Linked DNA regions of Homo sapiens: region 2 is linked to region 1. Evidence: chromatin contacts called from ENCODE Hi-C or POLR2A ChIA-PET data. All regions are on one chromosome and are shown on one strand. Each heading gives the region's core, a stretch centred on a gene start or an enhancer-like site at or near the end of the contact. The rest is flanking DNA. Distances are from core to core; before and after follow the strand shown. Region 1 overlaps ALPL (alkaline phosphatase, biomineralization associated). Region 2 has its middle 20 kb from the start of HSPG2.

Region 1 (3,035 bases), core at 513-3,012:
CTATGTCCCAAGGTCGCCGCGGAGATCAAACGCAAAAGCCACCGGAGCCTTCTGTGGCCGGCTGGAGCGTCCTCTGGGAATGCGAGGAACGCTGTTATCTGGAGCCCAGCTGCCCTGAGCACTGTCTCTGGGAACACCCGCGTCCTTCCTCCTCTGATCTGAGCCCTCTGCGCCCGCCACCCAGGGATTCGGCTTGTGCTGGCCGCTGCCCAGCAAGCTACAAGTTCATTGTCCCTTTTCCCACAGCCCGGCGCCTCCTCAGCCTCCTCTCACAGGGCCTGCGTGGGGCCATCTGCACAATGGACACATCCTCTGCTAGGGGGAGGGGAGTGGGGAGAGCCGGGATTGGCCAATGCCCTGTCTTGAGGATGAGTTGAAGGAGGGGATTATGGGTGGGGGTGGCCAGGGTGCGCCCACCTGGCCGGGGGCAGAGCCAGGTCTTGAATGCCAGGTCTTGAATCTGGGATCCTCCCCTCCCTGCCACTGCAAGCCCCAAGTGAGTTGCACTGCAGGGCTGGCTACAAGATACCGTGCAAAGATCAGAAGAGACTTGGACCCTAGATGTGACATTCTCTTGCTGTGTGACCTCTGGCAAGTCACCTCACCTCTCCTGTAAAGTTATGATTATAGGAAGCCCTCCCACTGGGAACCGTGGTGCAGATACAATGAAATAACATTTGGGAACAGAGTGTAGTGAGTGTGAATCAAATAGCAGCTGCACGCAATCCCTTCATCTGCAAAAGTATAATGTGTCTGTGTAATGTACATATTGCAGAGAGGGCAAATGGTGGTTTGTTTCCAGTCTTGCCTCCTGTTTGAGGAGTTTATGCTTAGTCCTGGGAGACAGAAACATCCCCAAGTAAGGCTGAATTCTGGCTCGCTCACTTACTGGCTGTGTGACCTTGGGCATGCTCCTTAATCTCTCTGTGCTTCTGTTTTGTCATCTGTAAAATGGGGATAATAATAGTGCTTACCTTGAAGGTTGTTGTGGGGATCAAGTGAGTTAATATAGGTAAAGTGTTTAGAACAATGCCTGGCACATAATAAGGTCTATGAAAAGGTTTGTTATTATTAATCTTATGAATACGATGACAAAATATGTAAAATAGGATTTTTCTAAAATAGTCTCAGTTTGAAATATTTTCATCAGTTGCCGCAAATCACTAATGTACGGAAGTCCAAGACATTGGCATCCAAGCTGCGCCTTGAACACTGCCTTGCCTTTCCAGTAATTGCCCCCCAAATCCTCAGCTGGTTAGTGGGGAGACCTATCCCTGCCCCTGATGTGCTGTGTGACACTGGGGAGGTTGTGTACCCTCTCTGTGTCTTCCTTTTCTTTTTCCTTTTTTTTTTTTTTTTGAGATGGAGTCTCACTCTGTCACCCAGGCTGGAGTGCAGTGGCACGATCACAGCTCATTGCAAGCTCCACCTCCCGAGTTCACACCATTCTCCTGCCTCAGCCTCCCGAGTAGCTGGGACTACAGGTGCCCGCCACCCAGCCCAGCTAATTTTTTGTATATTTTTAGTAGAGACAGGGTTTCACCGTGTTAGTCAGGATGGTCTCGATCTCCTGACCTCGTGATCTGCCCACCTCTGCCTCCCAAAGTGCTGGGATTACAGGCTTGAGCCACCGCGCCCGGCCTGTGCCTTCCTTTTCTTGTTGTTTGTGAGAGCAAGGATGGGCCGGCCATGTCTCCTAGTACCAGGGAGGCTCCCCCTGCAGAGGGCTGAGGGAAGTGCTGGAGGAGGTGGTTGGCGAACACCGCAGATGTAGTGCGTGCGCCACCCTCCCCCACCGCTTTCTGTACTTGGCATCTAGGCTTGGCACAGAGTGAGGTGGCCTGGGGCAGAACATGTCCTTTCCATGGCATGGCAGAAGGCTGTGTGCCTGCAAAGCAGCCATGCTCCGCCCCCGACCCCTGCCTGGGCACTGCAGGCCCCAGGCATGGTGTCTCTGGGCCCTGCTATCTCCCTCCCCTGCGATCTCCCTACTGCGCCTCCCTGCTGCTTCTCTCCTGCCACTAGTCCTCTGGCTTCAGTCCTCTGCCCACAGAGTTGGTTTGGGGCATCATGACCGTCCTGGAGCCTCAGGGACCCCCAGAGAAGCTTTGGCTTCTCTGAACCCAGACCCTCAGGGTTTCTGATTCCAGCTCTGCTGTGTGGCCTTGAGTAAGTGACAGTCAGAGCCTCACCCTCCTCACCTGTAAAATGGAGCTGGCAATGGGGCATGTAGTGAGATGAGGCATGCAGAGGGCCTGCTCTCCACCAGGCCGTGCTTGGGGAGCAGAGCCCTTTGTGGTGGGTCCAGGCTGCCCCTCTGTCCTGAATGCAAGCCGCCTGCTCGTGCCTTTCTCCCTGAACCCCAAACTCCACACATTCCTGCCTCCTTGCCTTTAAACACTCAGGTCCTGTTGGGAGTGTCCTCTCTCTCTCTCTGCTCATCTCAACCCCATCATCCTTCCAGCCTGGTGCTCGACCCACCCCCACGGACACTTCTGGCCCATACCCTGTCCTAGACTTTCTCTCTCTCCCCTTCAAGATGGAAAGGAAGTGTCAGGCTACCTGGCAGGTTACTCCTTTCTTCCCAAGTGAGTGTGTGAGGGAGAGAGAGATCTGGTTCTCTTTGGAGATGGGAGCCCTTTGACTGTAAGAATAGGACCTCTGCCGCTTAAGAACAGGCCCTTTGAAGGGAAAGTACTCAGCAGGCAGGTGAGCTTCTGGGTTCTAGAGTCTCAGAGCTGGAAGGACTGTCTGCAGCCATCCAGGTGAACAGGTCTCTGGGAAATCCCAAAGCATATGGTGGCTTGATCGAGTGGGCGGGGAAGGGTCCATCCGTTCTCTGCTCCAGCCCCTCATCTGCCCCACTTGCCCATCTCTGCCCCGCAGTCCATCCACCTCATTTGCTCCCCCTCCCCATAACCCTAGCTCCTGACTGACATTCACTCAGCACCTACCACATCCCAGCCTCCGTTTTACACCCTTGTGTGTATGAAGGCATCCTTACAACAACGCAGTGGCTTCTATTAGGTGTGGAG
Region 2 (2,882 bases), core at 103-2,602, 420 kb after region 1:
CCAGAGGCCTTCAGAGCCAGAAGGGGCTGGGAGTCAAGAGTGGGAAGTGAGAGGCCCCTTTCCTGGTGGGGGAGGGGAAGTTCTGGCCTTCGATCCTGGGCTCTTAGGGCCCAGGCTGGAGTTAGGCTGGGCCGGCTGGAGTCCAGCTGACTCCAAGCCCGGGGCGCATGATGGGAAGGATATGGGGAAGAGGTCTGCCCCACCTCTTTCCTAGGCTCAACCCTGGGAAGCTGATATTTGTGAGGCATATATCATGTGCCATAGAACATGATATTGTGGGTCCCAGGCCCTTCTCAGCCTCCTTCCCTCCCATTTAATCCTCACAGCACCCCTAAGAGGTATTTTGTTTTCCAGATGAGGTAATCGAGGCTCAGAGAAGGCTAGAGACTTGCCCAAGCTTGCCCAGGAGGCTTGAGTGAGAACCTGGCCTTCTTAAGTGCAAAAGAGGGTAGGCTGTCCCTCCCACTCGGTGAGGACTCAGGAAGTGGCCCTGTGAACTGAGTAGCACTGGGAGGGGTCTAGTCTGGAGACCCAGGATGTTGGACAGCAACAGTCCCATCCCCCACTCGCCCCATTCTCCACTCCCCAGCCAAGCCCAGCTGCCCCCGCTTCCAGCGCTGCAGAGAAGATGCAGAGTCTCAGAAGGTCCTGGGTGGTGGGGTGCCCTGTCCTGCCATCTCCAGCCACAGTGGTACCCGCTGCCCCACCTGGCCCCTCTCCACCACCTCCAGCATTGGATCCTTGGCTTCATTGCCAAGGATAAACTGGCTGAAAAGTAGCTCTGCATCATCCGTTGCCCTCCCCCTGCACCCACCCCCAACCGGCTCTCCTCATTCTCACCTATCCCCCCTCCCACCCACCAAGGGCCACAGTCCCACCAACATCCTCTGCCCATCCTGTGCTCACCAAGAACACTAGGGGCCCTTCCCCAACCCCAAGCACAGAAGTTCCAAGGCATCTCATTCTCTGTGCTCCCCTGGGTAGGGGGAGCAGCTCCCTTCTCCAGAGACCTGAGGACCCTGACCCATTAGCACAGGTGCTGCCCATTAAGCCTTCACCTGCCGCTCAGCAGTTTCTCTCCTTCCCTGGGGCCTGAGAGAGTGGGAAGTGCCCCCTTATCCCTTCAGCCACATGGCTCTTATAAGCCCAGCTCAGCAGCCACATGTTTGTGACACCCAGGTCAGTTCAGGGGACAGCTAGAGCCAAGAGCCCTCCACCCTGCCCGAAGGGCATCTGTGTCCAGCCTCAGGCAACTGTTGGCACTGTGTCCTGAGCCTATACCTGGCCTTGAGCCAACTTGCCTGCCAGACTGGAAAATCTCTCCTGGGCCTGGACCTGGCCCTCCCCCGGCTGCAGCCTTATACCCACCAGAGCACAATGAGTCACGCGTCCTCCTCACCTAACACCCTCAAGGATATGGGGCCCCTGCTCACCCACTGCCAAAAACAGCACTTCCCCAAGTCCACATGTGGCAGGCACAAGCCAGGGCAGATCTGAGCTCAGGAGCACTGGGCAGGAGTGTCTTGGCAGGAGTCCCTGCCAGGGAGAGCTTCCCGCCCGCCAAGCTACCTGAGGGCTTTGCAGGTAGAGCAGCCAATCTGGGAGGCAGCAGGGCTCCCATCTTGATGGGGCCCGGGAAAGTCCCTGTAAGGAGGGTGCAGGAGGACGGTCACAGGCAGGCTTATGTACAACCTTGCTGAGAGAACAGCGCCCACGGAAGGTAGGACGGCAAGTAAGAGGCTTGTGCTGTGACCTGGGGCAAACAGGTGAACTTCTCCAAACCTCAATCTCCTGTTCTGTGAAGTGGAGGTGGGGAGGGGACTTCCGGAACACTGTTGACTTGACTGGCTCGCAATCACAGCGAGTGTTCACAACGTGCTCCCCGTGTCCCAGGCACACTTCCGAGTGCTTGATTACCTTACGAGTGGCTGCAGCCGTGTGCTGGCCCACAAGAGCCAACTGTTAAATGTTCTGAAATGTGGTGAATGGTTGTTAAAACACAGGTAGCTTGAAATCAGCCATAAGGAAAATATTTGGACGACAGGAATTGGCAGATATGACACATTAGGACTTGTTGCTGTTGTTGTTGTTGTTTTGAGACCGAGTCTCCCAGGCTGGAGTGCAGTGGTGCAATCTCGGCTCACTTCAGCCTTTCAACCTTCCTTCCCAGGTTCAAGTGATTCTCCTCCCTCAGCCTCCCGAGTAGCTGGGATTACAGGCACGTGCCACCACACCCAGCTAACTTTTGTATTTTTGGTAGAGATGGGGTTTCACCATGTTGACCAGGCTGGTCTTGAACTCGTGACCTCAAATGATCCGCCCGCCTCGGCCTCCCAAAGTGCTGGGTTTACAGGCATGAGCCACCGCGCCCAGCCCCTTTCCTTTAATCGTCAGATATAATGGCTCAAGTCTCCATCCCGCGGGCTGTGGGAAGTCCAGAGCCTTCCCTGCTATTTTTCAAGGAGCCCAGAAGGCTGTTATGGCCTTTTGTCACCCCTCACTCGGAATCTCTGCTTCTGGGTCAGTGTTCAGCCCCTCTTGCTGCCCCACCTTCTGTGACTGTCATGTTCTGTCAGCAAAGTCGCAGCCCCTGCCACACTGCTCTGTGACTGCTACTCCACAGGAGACCTTTCTCCAGCTTCTCTCTTCCGCCTGCCCCTGTTGCGTGGCTCCCACTGCCCCCGTAGTCCTCCCACCCTCTGGCTGCTGAGCCTGAAAAATGGATGGCTTTCAGCTGTTGACTAGAAAAGCCAATATTCCCTGTTCTTTCTTGTACCCAGCAGAGTGGCTCCTGGCAATCTTGATTCTCAGCTGGGGTGGGGGGTGGGGGGTTTCCTTGACAAATGAGCAGACTTCCTTCTGCCAACCCCACTAAGATGTGG

Evidence for each region. Hi-C counts contacts between places; a loop is a spot of excess contacts on that map. ChIA-PET counts read pairs that join two places held with the same protein, here RNA polymerase II (POLR2A). Pooled maps may share reads with other maps.
Region 2: a map of astrocyte of the cerebellum shows a loop between it and region 1 (7-fold over the local background). The contact joins two enhancer-like sites. A Hi-C loop is called at or near these places in 1 of 168 maps with a recorded cell type or tissue (astrocyte of the cerebellum), 1 of 37 single-sample maps with no recorded cell type and 2 of 50 pooled maps. POLR2A ChIA-PET finds 5 or more read pairs at or near these places in 1 of 52 experiments (A673).

Annotation. Positions count from the first base shown.
Region 1 is chr1:21,538,314-21,541,348 of GRCh38, forward strand. The region is part of intron 1 of ALPL (alkaline phosphatase, biomineralization associated); the gene reads left to right. Among named protein-coding and RNA genes, the nearest start is that of ALPL, 30 kb to the left of the region's middle. RefSeq lists an enhancer at 1-179. Within about 2 kb of position 1,763, at least 5 of the 41 ENCODE cell types and tissues checked have a DNase peak (open chromatin) inside an H3K27ac peak, as active enhancers do.
Region 2 is chr1:21,955,624-21,958,505 of GRCh38, forward strand. No RefSeq gene overlaps it. Among named protein-coding and RNA genes, the nearest start is that of HSPG2, 20 kb to the left of the region's middle. Within about 2 kb of position 1,353, at least 26 of the 41 ENCODE cell types and tissues checked have a DNase peak (open chromatin) inside an H3K27ac peak, as active enhancers do.